Linked DNA regions of Homo sapiens: region 2 is linked to region 1. A link is an interaction called in ENCODE POLR2A ChIA-PET data of the cell type or tissue named here. Cell type or tissue: K562. All regions are shown on one strand. Links, peaks and the distances in the headings refer to the core of each region. The heading gives the core; the rest is flanking DNA.

What was found. ChIA-PET counts read pairs that join two places held together with the same protein. Peaks named below come from ENCODE experiments on the same cell type or tissue, not always from the same donor. Only the 100,000 strongest peaks of a DNase experiment are listed, where the experiment ranks them.
Region 2: POLR2A ChIA-PET joins it to region 1 with 6 read pairs; 2 of 35 experiments call an interaction of 5 or more read pairs at or near these places.

The regions. Positions count from the first base shown.
Region 1 is chr17:79,775,735-79,781,099 of GRCh38, reverse strand. It overlaps CBX2 (chromobox 2), which reads right to left and starts at 2,952. Exons shown (of 5, transcript NM_005189.3): 1 at 2,793-2,952; 2 at 2,673-2,716; 3 at 1,673-1,738. The coding sequence starts at 2,864. RefSeq lists an enhancer at 1,699-2,292 and silencers at 2,688-2,757, 2,768-3,147. In K562, for the core only: a CTCF peak has its summit at 3,372; DNase peaks (open chromatin) are centred at 1,629, 2,109, 3,019, 3,369 and 1 weaker place; H3K4me3 peaks cover 2,588 bases.
Region 2 is chr17:79,650,257-79,655,621 of GRCh38, reverse strand. It overlaps a transcript of RBFOX3 not described here. Among named protein-coding and RNA genes, the nearest start is that of RBFOX3, 42 kb to the right of the region's middle. In K562, for the core only: no CTCF peak of the experiment used is centred there; no DNase peak of the experiment used is centred there; H3K27me3 peaks cover 576 bases.

The sequences.
Region 1 (5,365 bases), core at 1-5,000:
CAAGGCTCAATGCACGCACCACTCGCAGTACCCCCCCCGCCCCCAGAAGAGCCTCCACACCTCCAGGGTCATGAAGTGCTAGCAGAACCTCCAGCCCCCAGGGAAAGCCTGTATTTCAGAAAAGGGGCCCTGGTAATTATCTGGGCAAACATCATCTCATTGGGGCCTGGAAGGCAACCTCCTCAACACAGTTCTGATTAGTACCAGGCAAAGTTCATACTCTTAAGTGCTGGTCCTTAACCTGAAATCTCCTAAAAGGACAATGAAGTGTTGCATGGATCTCCTCCGCTGAAATATTAACCTGTGCACTGACTGCTGTGATCCTGTGCGTCGCCAAGGGCCATACCCCCACCCCCTCCAATACCAAGCAGGTAACCGCCAGCTCCTAGTGCCCAGAGAGAGCTAACATTTTGGTGGATGGAGAAGGCTGTCCCACCTTCTCTGTTTTCTTTCTTCCACGATGTCATCCAAGCCACCCATGGGTTTTACACTCTTCTTATCTCAGGTGTTTCTGCTCTAACCAAAACCACAATCTCTCTCAACAGTTAGGACACCGTCTTAGATCCAGAGAAGCGCACCAGCCTCTGAAGTGGGCCAAGCCATTCCCCCACCCCAAGGCTCACAGCACCCAGACAGGAACTAACAGAAGACGATGGGTTGCTGTTACGATTTTCCAAAGGGATTTAAGCAAGCACAGGCTCTTCTTTTTGCTCGCCCCACCAGAAAACTCTATTTCCCCATTATCATGACCCCTCTGGGAAGACCCAATATGTCCCGCTACAGTGGAAAAAAGGGAATGCACCTTTTGCTACCAGAGAACAAACCGTCCAGATTGACCCTGGCTGGGAAAGACTCCAGCAACCAATTCTTCTGCCTCTATCCACAGGGCAAGTCCAGCCAGGGGATCCAGGGGGAGCCGTCAGTGAAACCACCCCCCATCTTGCCATTGCTTGAACAGTACTCCCTGGCCCTTCATGCCAGGTGGGCACATCCACTGCCCTCTCCTCACCACCCCTTGCCCTTGAACATCTCAAGGAGGCCTATCTCTTAACCTAAACTTCCTACCTAAAAATAGAAATGACATCTAGAATTACAGAAACAAGTCTGGCCCAATCCGGCCTCATGGTGCTACTTGGTACTGTATGCTGCAGGCCAGAGCAAAATAAATGTTTCTTTCTTGAGAGAGACATCACAATAGGCACAACTGCGTGCTGTGTGTTCCAGCTCCCTCTCTGAGCCTTCTTGCCTGATGGCACACGCGTGCAGGGCTGGAAGGGCAGACCTGCGTCACTGTGGCAAACCTGCTCTCCTGGTTTTCTGTTAGCGCCATGTGCAAATTACTCAGCAGAAAAGGCCAAGAGAAGCTATAACATCTTTATCTGAAGCAACTGAAAAAGTTGGTTTTTGCAAGTATGGCTGTCGGAAACACCAAAGCAGCACTTACTTAGGTTCTTCTCAGGGATGGATACAGGCTGGCTAGGAGAAGGTGGGAGAGGGGCTGGCTGGGGACTTTTACAGCCAGCCACAGAGATGGCCCTGGACACAATCTTGCTAAGGGACCTCAGACCACAGCCCCAGCTCCAGCCTCCCGGCAGGCGAGCAGCGCCCAGCACGACTCCAACCAGCCACCGTCCCTCCCCCACACCCTCCCCAGTGCTGTCAGCGTCCTCACTTCTTCTGGAAGGCCAGGAGCAGCCTCGGGTCCAGGATGTTCTCCTCCGGCTCCCAGCTGTTATGTCTGCAAAGCAGAGGACAGGGCAGCATTAGACGCCAGGCTGATGATCACCGCTTTGCAAGGCAGCCCGAGGGGGCTCGCCCTCACCGCTCCTCGACTTGGGCCGATGGCAGTGGCACCGTAGCACCATGGCACTTCTCAAAGTCCAAACCCAGGTTTTGGAGGCTGGCCACCCCCCACCAAGCCAGCACTCTAACCTCAGACCCAAAGGGAAACTGCCGCTCCAACCCCCCAATTAAAACAAGGCCACAAGAGGACTCCCACAGTCTCTGCCTGGGAGAAAAACAAACCCCCATAAAACGCAAAGTTGCAGAGAGGGATTCCCCCAAACCCTGGCCCGGAGCCAGAGGAGGAAGGGAAGGCAGGTCCAGCATGCAGGGAGGGGCACAGGCGCCCAGCCCGAGATCCAGAACAATGTGGCGCGCGGGCCGGGGCACCTCGAGGGGTAGCGAAGAAAGAGCGGGGTCCGGGAAGACGCAGAAACGGGGCCGCGGGAGCAGCTGTGCAGAGAGCCCCTTCCGGGGATGCCAAACACCCTCCCTTCCATTAAAAGAAAGAAAAAAAAAAAGAAACTCTACATCCATCAATAGCAAGCTCAGGTTACAGCGGGGAGAATCTGGCCAAGAGGAGGGGGGCTTGCATCCCGCGCCTCCCTCCCGGCCGGGACGGGGGTTGGGGGGAGCGCGGCGCGGCAGCCGAGGAGGTTCTGGCGCGGGGGGCCGCCCAGCTCTGCACCCGCGGGCGTGTAAACAAAGGGCAACCTCGGGCCGGGCGGCCCCCGCCCCCCTCAGAGCCGGAGGAGCCCGCGGGGACCCCGCGAACTTCCCGCTCTGCCCGCGGGCGCCCCCAGGCCACCGGACGGCGCGGCCGAGGGGCTCCACGTCCCCACCCCCGGGCGAGGGGGCGGGAGGGGGGCGCGGCGTCGCGGGGGACTCACTTGGAGGACCAGCCGCGCCACTTGACCAGGTACTCCAGCTTGCCCTGCGGGGAGAGAAGAGGGGCCGTGAGCCAGACGGACAGCGGGCGGCGGGCGGGGGGCCCGGCGGGCCGCACGCACCTTGCGGAGCCGCTTGCTCAGGATGCACTCGGCGGCGAAGACCTGCTCGCCCACGCTGCTCAGCTCCTCCATGCTGCCCGGCAGCCAGCCCGACCGCGGCGCCCGCCGCCAGTCACCCGCCCGGACCGCCGCGCGCCCCGCCGGCAGCACACAAAGCACCGCCCCCGCCCGGCGCCGGCCCGCCCCGCGCACGCGCACCGCCGCTCCGCGCCCGCGCCCCGGCCCGCCGCCCGCCCCCGCGCGCTGCCCAAATCCCGTGCGGGCCAATCAGCGAGGGGGGGCGGGTGCGGGGCGGGGCGGGGCGCGCATTGTCCGCGGCGGGCTGGGCCTCGCGCTCCGGCGGGGGGTCCCGCGCGGGGCCCCGGGCGGGGGCGGGGGCGGGGGTGGGGGCGCGGGCGGGCCCCTGGCTGGGGGAGGAGGTGCCTAGGGACTTCGGGCCTGGGGCGCCCACCGAGTCCCGCGTGATTCCCGGGGCGCGCCCGCCCTTGCTCCCAACTCCGTTTTCCGGGCAAAAAGCCATTGTTCTGGCCCGAAGGGAGGGAAGCGGGACGGGGCGCGGCGGCTGCTTCCTGCCCCCGCCTTCGAGGGGCGCTGCTCCGGGGCACGCGGGGCCCCACCCTTCCCCCGGCTTCTTGAACTGGCTTTTCCTCGGCAGCGGGGGAGTCGCTCTGTTTTGGACGAGAGCAAAACGGGTCGGGGGCTGGGGAAGGAAAGGAAGACGAAGTCCGGGGGAGGGGCCCACAAACCCCAGCAGCCGAGGCTTTTTCCCCCAAAGGCGAGAGAGGAAAATGCTTTAACTTAAACCACCAAGCACTCTGAGAAAGAAGTAATACGAACTGCCCGGAGTTCTTATTAAACAGCTATGAAAAGTGGATCCAGCCCCCGAGTTTTAGGGCACGTGTAGGGAGAAAACCAGCTGCACCTTTTCTGAATTTGTTCCCCGATTTTGATGAAATGGAGGGGGAGGGGGCGGTTTGCAAGGCTGTTCCTAACTTCGGACTAGGTCAGTAGTGGCCCGCCAGGGCTGGGCAGCCGGCGTCCTTCGGATCAATTGTCCGCGGCAGAAAAGGGTCAGGCCATGTTATGAAAGTGGGGGTGACCCCTTGTCCTCCCTGTGATCGTCGTCAGCAGGCTACCCTTTTATTCCGGTGTTAAGATTCGAATTCCATGAAGAATCACCCTTTAAGTTATTTAGATTTTGAATCAGGACAAGTCAAACACGTAATGAAAGAGACCTGAGCCTTAGCTTCATTCGTCTCAACGCAGTCTAACTCCATGAAAATTCACTCTCTGCTTTTCTTGCTTCCTTGAACACAGCTGCAAAATTCTCTTTCTGTTGAGCAGATCCAAAAGTCGTTTCTTGTTGTAGGAGACTGTCTCAATGTAATTGTGATCATCAAAACCATATTTATAAAGGGTTCTGCAGGAGAAATGTGTTTTTTTGTTTTTACAGAAAGGCCTACTGGAGAAAATACTGAACTGTAGGAACCGATCTTTCAATTTATGGCGTGTTCTTCAGTTTCTTTGGTTAGATAGGTTACATTCATTTGATTTCCTGGAGAGTACGTGCAAATTCAGATGTTGTTTGCAAAGAGGGCAGGAGAAAGGGAAATGTCCTTGGGGGGAAGGTGTTTGTTTACTCAGGGGCAGAGGCAGTAAAGAATCCTTGTGTTGGGATAAAACTGGCCTCTGGAGTGAAGGGATCCGCTAACAGTGTCTCCGCCGGCTCCTTTTGTATCCCTGTCTTGTGCAGCTTGGCAGTAAATTGTGGAGTTGAGGGCAAAGGTGTATTTATTGTAATCCTACAAATAGCTGGATCAGTTTCACATCACGTTTCCTTGCAGAATTCATCTTGGGTCTAAGATTTTGCCCTGGAAGTTTCCAGTTTCCTCTTTGACTCATGGTATGCTGGGATACTTGCTTGATTTCTTTTTAAAGAAAAGAAGGCTTTGAAAAGGGAATGATTTCTTTGCTTAAGAAATAAATTTGCTAGAATTTGATACTAACACATTGAAAAAAATAAATCAGCGTCCAGGAAGGTTTAACATGTACATCATCTACCCAACTGCAAACAGTTTGGGTAAAATAATATTTAGATAATTCATTTGGAGAAACAAATATGACAGATTTGGCCAGAATGAAATAATCAGATACATTCTGTGAACGTGTGATCCAAAATCTGTGGCACGTTCCCTAAAAACAAAGCTGGGAATAGGCAGAAGGGAAGAATAACCCCCAGCTAATCCAACTGTGTAAAACAAGCGGACGTCTTCCGTTTTGACTGTCACATTTTAAGAATTATTAAGACAAGTTAAAACTAATTATTGTATTATTCATTCGACAGATAGTTAGTATGTACTATCATGTGGGCACTACTAGATATCCAGTAGTATAAGACCGTAGCAGCAGCTCCATCTGTGGGTGATGGAAGTGGATGGACAGAGCCTCCCTCCACTGCGTCCAGTGTGGTGGCCGTTAGGCACCTGGGACTGCTGAGCACTGGCAGTGTGGCTAGTGCCACTGAAGGCTCGAATTTTAAATTGTATTTCACTTTAATTCATTTCAGTGGGAGT
Region 2 (5,365 bases), core at 299-5,298, 130 kb after region 1:
ACAGCCAGTCCCTGTCAGGGTCAGTAAAGGCCACCAATGGCCTCCTGCCGGCTCAGGTCAAGTTTTGCTGCCAAATGAGTTTTACTGCCAAAATTAGAAGGTAAAACTTTAGGCTTTCAGAGCTTTTGGAATTTTTGAATTTAGGATAAAGGGTTTGGACACATAGTCACAGCTTACATTGGTTGAGGACTTTCTATTTGACAGTTACTGCAATTTTTATGCATTACTTCATTGAGTCCTATAGATGGCTCTGGGGGGTGGGAACGTGGTTATTTCCCTGGGCACACAGCCTCAAGGTCACCTGGTCAGGGAGTCCAGGAACTGAGACATGAACCTAGGGCCTGGCCACCGTCAGTGACTTCCCTGTCTCCCGCTTTTTCCCCCTGCGGACTTAGGTCAGACCTGTGCCCTCTTCGTGCTGGTCCGGGTGCAGGGCTTTTCCTGTGGCCCCAGGGACCAGTGCAGGACACAGAATAGCACTCAGCAGAGTGGACTGACCTGAGCTTCCACCCGACATTTAACTCACGGCCCGGTGTGTTCATCTACTTGGGTGCTTTCCCTTCCAACAGCCTCGTCGGGAAGCTAAGCCTCAGACTCGTGCTAATGGCATGGTCCAGTCGCTTTGGAACTCTCCTCTAGAATCCCATTCAGACTGTACAGTTTATTCTGTTTTTCCTGTCCTTCCGCGGAGTCAGATCTTAGTCCTTAGACGGTAGGCTCGCTTTGTGGAAGCAGCCAGGAGGCATTTGCATAATGTTGCTTCAGAGAGAGGGAGAGGCCCATAAAGCGATGAGACCCATTTTCTCCTTGTGGATTTTACGTTGGCTCTGAAGGCCACCTCTCAAAGTGGAATTCCCAGATGTTCCAAATGAGATAGCATTTTAAAAAAGGGGCCCTCCCCTGCAAGGTGCTAAAACGATTCTGAAGGACAAAATTCTGCTACCTGGGTAAGTCCAGTTCTTTTTGTTTGGAAATCAGGTCATTTTGTTAAAGTTAGAGCTCCTTAATAGGGACTCCTTCCCTTACACCGAGGGGCTTGTACCTGGGGGCGGTTGGTGCCCATGTCTATTTGAATTCTCCAGCTGGGCCGTAGACTTTTTGATCTGTAGAGTTTTCAATGTCTTCAGAAAAGGATCAGGAACATGGGCTGAGTCTTTTAGACATGCCCCAGCCAAGGTAACCTTTTCTAATGCTTCTTTCATTTGCTTAGGTGTGTCTGGAACTCATTTTCCAGTGTCTTCCCTTTCCCTGCTCCCTGACCTCAGTGCCAGGCCACCTGCCCTAGAAGAGTCTTCCCACTGTGAAAAAATTCTTTGGAGGGTAGTCTAGAGGGGCTCAGGGGCTGGAGAGTCCGAAAGCTGGTCAGAGACTGGCTGTGCTGGTTGTTACCCACCCATCTTGGGGTAAACACAGCCTCTCCGGTGCTCGATTTACCAGTCTGTGCAATGAATGAGTGGCTTGGACCAGAAAACTGGAAGGCCTTTGCAAGCTGTATACGTCCACAATTCCCTCTTTCTTTCATGCCCTTGTTTATCCTTTTAGCAAAACTGCTTGCTTTAGATAACCTACTTTGTGGAGATGAAAAAAAAAAGAGCAGTATTTCTTTCAAAATCATACTGTTCAGGTGACAAACCAAACAACTTGTATGAATTGGTGAGACTTTCCAGTACAGGTGCCCTAACATTTTATTTTTATGAGTTTTTAAAAAGCTGAATTAACTTTTTTTTTTTTTTTTTTTGGTGGTAGAGACAGGGTCCTGCTATGTTGCCTAGGCTGGCCTCAAACTCCTGGTCTCAAGCAAGACTTCCACCTCAGCCTCCCAAAGTGCTGGAAATCCAGCTAACTTTAAAAAAAAAACCACGACATGCAAATAGTTTTAAAATTGAAATTATGCTCCAAATTTATAATAAACACCAGCATTCTCTTTCCCCCTTCCTACTTCTGCCTATTCTTCTACTGCTAGCTGTTTCTTCCGGAATTAACCTCTGCATTTCTGAACATTGCTTATACACTCGAAGCTATCGATTCATTATTTTTACACTTCATCTTTAAGCTTTCTTTTATGGTAGATCGGGTTTTTATCTCACTTACACCTAAACAATGAAACCTCAATCTTCGTTAAATCTACATTAAGGTTTTTCTTACTATAACAATGATAACTGTAACATTTTTCTTTTTTGTTGTACAACTTTCTGTTTATCCTGGAGTTAATAATGGCTTAGGGTTTTGTACACCTTCCAACATGCCTTTTCATACAACCTTCCACGTAGTCAACACATCTTAGCCCTCTTTTCTGCCTGGGGAAGTTGTCCTGGGGCCCTCAGACCTGTGCCCTGGCACTCACAGGTTACTGTTAAGGCAGCTGCAGGGCTCTCATCCAGGACTTTTCTTTGCTCAACCCTGTGCCGACGTGCATGTTCCTGGATCTAGCAGCTTTATCTTTTTGTTTACTGCTTGGCCTTAGTGGAGCACATTCTCTTATAATATCCTAAGCCTCTTTATTCTGTTCTCATGTTCAGTTAACGAGTCTGGTTGAGTACAGAATCCTGGGTTTGAAATTATTTTTACCTAGAATTTCGAAGGCATTTTTTTTCCCACTAAATTCTGATTTCCATGCTGCTGTAGAAAATGGTGATGACATTCAGCTTTTGATCCTATTATATGGCCCCATTTTCTTCTCTCTGGAAGCTTTTATCCTTGGTGTTCTGAAATGTCATAAAGGTGTGCCTATAGTTTTCATTGTTTGGACACTTGGAATGGTCTTAAACCTGAAGACTTAATGCCTTTCAGTTCTGGGGACATTTATGGTATTATTTCTTTGATAATTTTATTCCCTTAATTTTCTCTGTTCTCTCTGGAACTTCTGTTTATCAAATGCTGGAACTCCTGGCTTCATTACCTAACTCTTCAGTTAAAACAAACAAAAACCGACTGTACATTTCTTTGCCTTTTTGTCCTGCTTCCTGGGAAATGTTCTCAATCTTTCTTTTTCCCTTTTCCCTTTCCTTTCCTTTCCTTTCCTCTCCTCTCCTCTCCTCTCCTCTCCTTTCCTTTCCTTTCCTTCCTCTCTTTCTCTCGTTCTTTTCCCCCTCCCCTCCCCTCTCCTTTCCTTTTCCTTTCCTTTCTTCTGCACCTATCCCACACTCTCTTTCTCTCTCTCTCTCTCTCTTTCTTTCCAGACAGGATCTTGCTTTGTCACCCCAGCTGGAGTGCACTGGTACAATCATAACTCACTGCAGCCTTGACCTCCTGGGCTCAAGCATCAATTTTATTTTCTAACACTTCTATTGACCCCAGCTTATGTTATTATATTTAACTTGCAAACATTCTTGTTCTCTATTTCTTCTTGTTTCATGGATGTAGTATCTTTTCTCATCTCTGTGACAATATTAATGGATTCTTTGAAGTTTTCTTCTCTTTGTAAAGCATACACTTGTACTAGTTATCTATTACTATGTCACAAATTACCCCCAAACACAATGGTTTAAAACAGCAAATGGCTTTTATCTCACAGTTTCCATGGGCGGGGGATCTGGTTGGGCTTAGCTGGGTGGTTCTGGCTTGGGGTGTGTCGTGAATTTGCAGTCAATATGTTTGCCAGGGCTGGGGGCATCTAGGGCATGACTGGGGATGAAGGATCTGCTCCCAAGCTCAGCCACTTGGTTGCTGGCAGGAGCTGCAGTTCCTCGGCACGTGAGCCTCTCCATATGGCTGCTTGACATGGCAGGTGGCTTCCCTCAAAGCCAGTGATGGGGGGTGGTGGAGGGGGGGAAAGAGAGAGAAGAGAGAGAGAGAGGAAGAAGACAGAGAGAAAGACAGAGAAGGAGAGGGAGAAGGATGGACAGGGAGAGGGAGGGGGAGACAGAGAGAAAGGCAGAGAGAGAAGGAGAGAGGGAGGGAAAGAGAGACAGGGAGGGAGGGGGGAGGGGGAGGGAAGGAGGGAGGGAGAGAGGCGGGGGAGGAGAGAGAGAGACAGAGAGAGAGAGAGAGAGAGAGGAAAGGGGGCAAGAGAGAAAAGGAGAAAGGGAGAGGACAAACCAAGATGGAAGCTGCAGCATCTTCTGTAGCTTAATCTCGGAAGTGCCATATCACCAGTCACATTGCATGCCACACTCCATCAGTCACAGAGACCAACCTGGAACAGTGGGAGGGGACGGCCCGGGGGTGTCACCACCAGAAGGCAGCCATTTTGGAGTCTGGCACCACAGAACATGATCCGCATCTTCCCCTGTCTGTTGTTTTGGTTGCTGTTGTCCACTGGAGACTTTTCTCAACTCTCTGGCGCTGTCTGTCTTTCCCCTTATGTTTAAGACCTGCAGCATCGAGCTGATGGCCAGGAGCTCACAGACCCTCTCTATCTAGGTTCCTCCAGAAGCCAACCCTGAGCCAAGGCTTGGGGGAAAGCAGTTTACTGGGGAGGTGGAGGAAGCCCTGGTAGGGGAAGTGGGCACGTGGACCCTGGAAGGGAAGGCCGCCAAGAAGGGGTGCATCACCAAACCGGCGACTTGGTGACTCAATCCTGCAGTGCGTGTGTTTGGAACTCAACCCTGCAGGGACCTCTGAGGAACAGTGCAGAACACACACCTGGAATCCCCTGCCTGGATGGCGCTGGCGGAGCTGGGGTGTTTATGCCCCACCTCAGGCGAGTCCCGGGTGCAGGGCTCTTGGAGAGGCCGAGGGTAAAGGCCAGGACCCTGTCACCCCCACGAGAGGCAGAGCCATCTTCTGAGGTTTTAGGAGAAGCTTCAGGCATGGAGATGCTGGTGCCACCCTGGAGCCTGCAGGGCGCTTGGAGATGCCGGGGACTGGTGGGCGCTGACGTCGATGGCAGTCTTCCCTCGGGGGCCATGGGTGGACAGCTGCCTTTCTACTGTGACTCCTAAGTGTCGGTGTATTTATAGGTCTGTTCTCTGGGGAGCTTTAGTCTCTCCAGAAGTGCATCCTCTGATCTGCCTGGGGTGGGTCCTGGGTTCTGGGGTGGGCAGTGGAGGGGCCGGAGACTTCTGTTTAATAGTCCTTCAGTACTGTGCTTGTCCCCTGCTCTGTGAGCCTGGCATCCCTGAGCCCCAGGTCTCTCTGGTTCACGTCCTAGTGGAAATGCGCCTCAGTGGGTGGGAGAGCGGCGTGGCTGCAATGAGGCTGGCAGGGTGCAGAATCCTTATGAGAACCCCCAGTGCCTTGGCCTCCCCTGGGCCTTTAAAGTACCCAGGGCCTCTGCTTTCCCTGAGTTTTGGAGGTTCCTTAGGGCAAATCAACTTGCTTGCCATCAGCAGCCCCGTCCCTGGCCCACCCCACAGGTCCCTAGCTCTGCCCTTCTCCCTCGGCCCGGGCATCCAGCATTACTCTCTAATTCATTCTGTTTCTG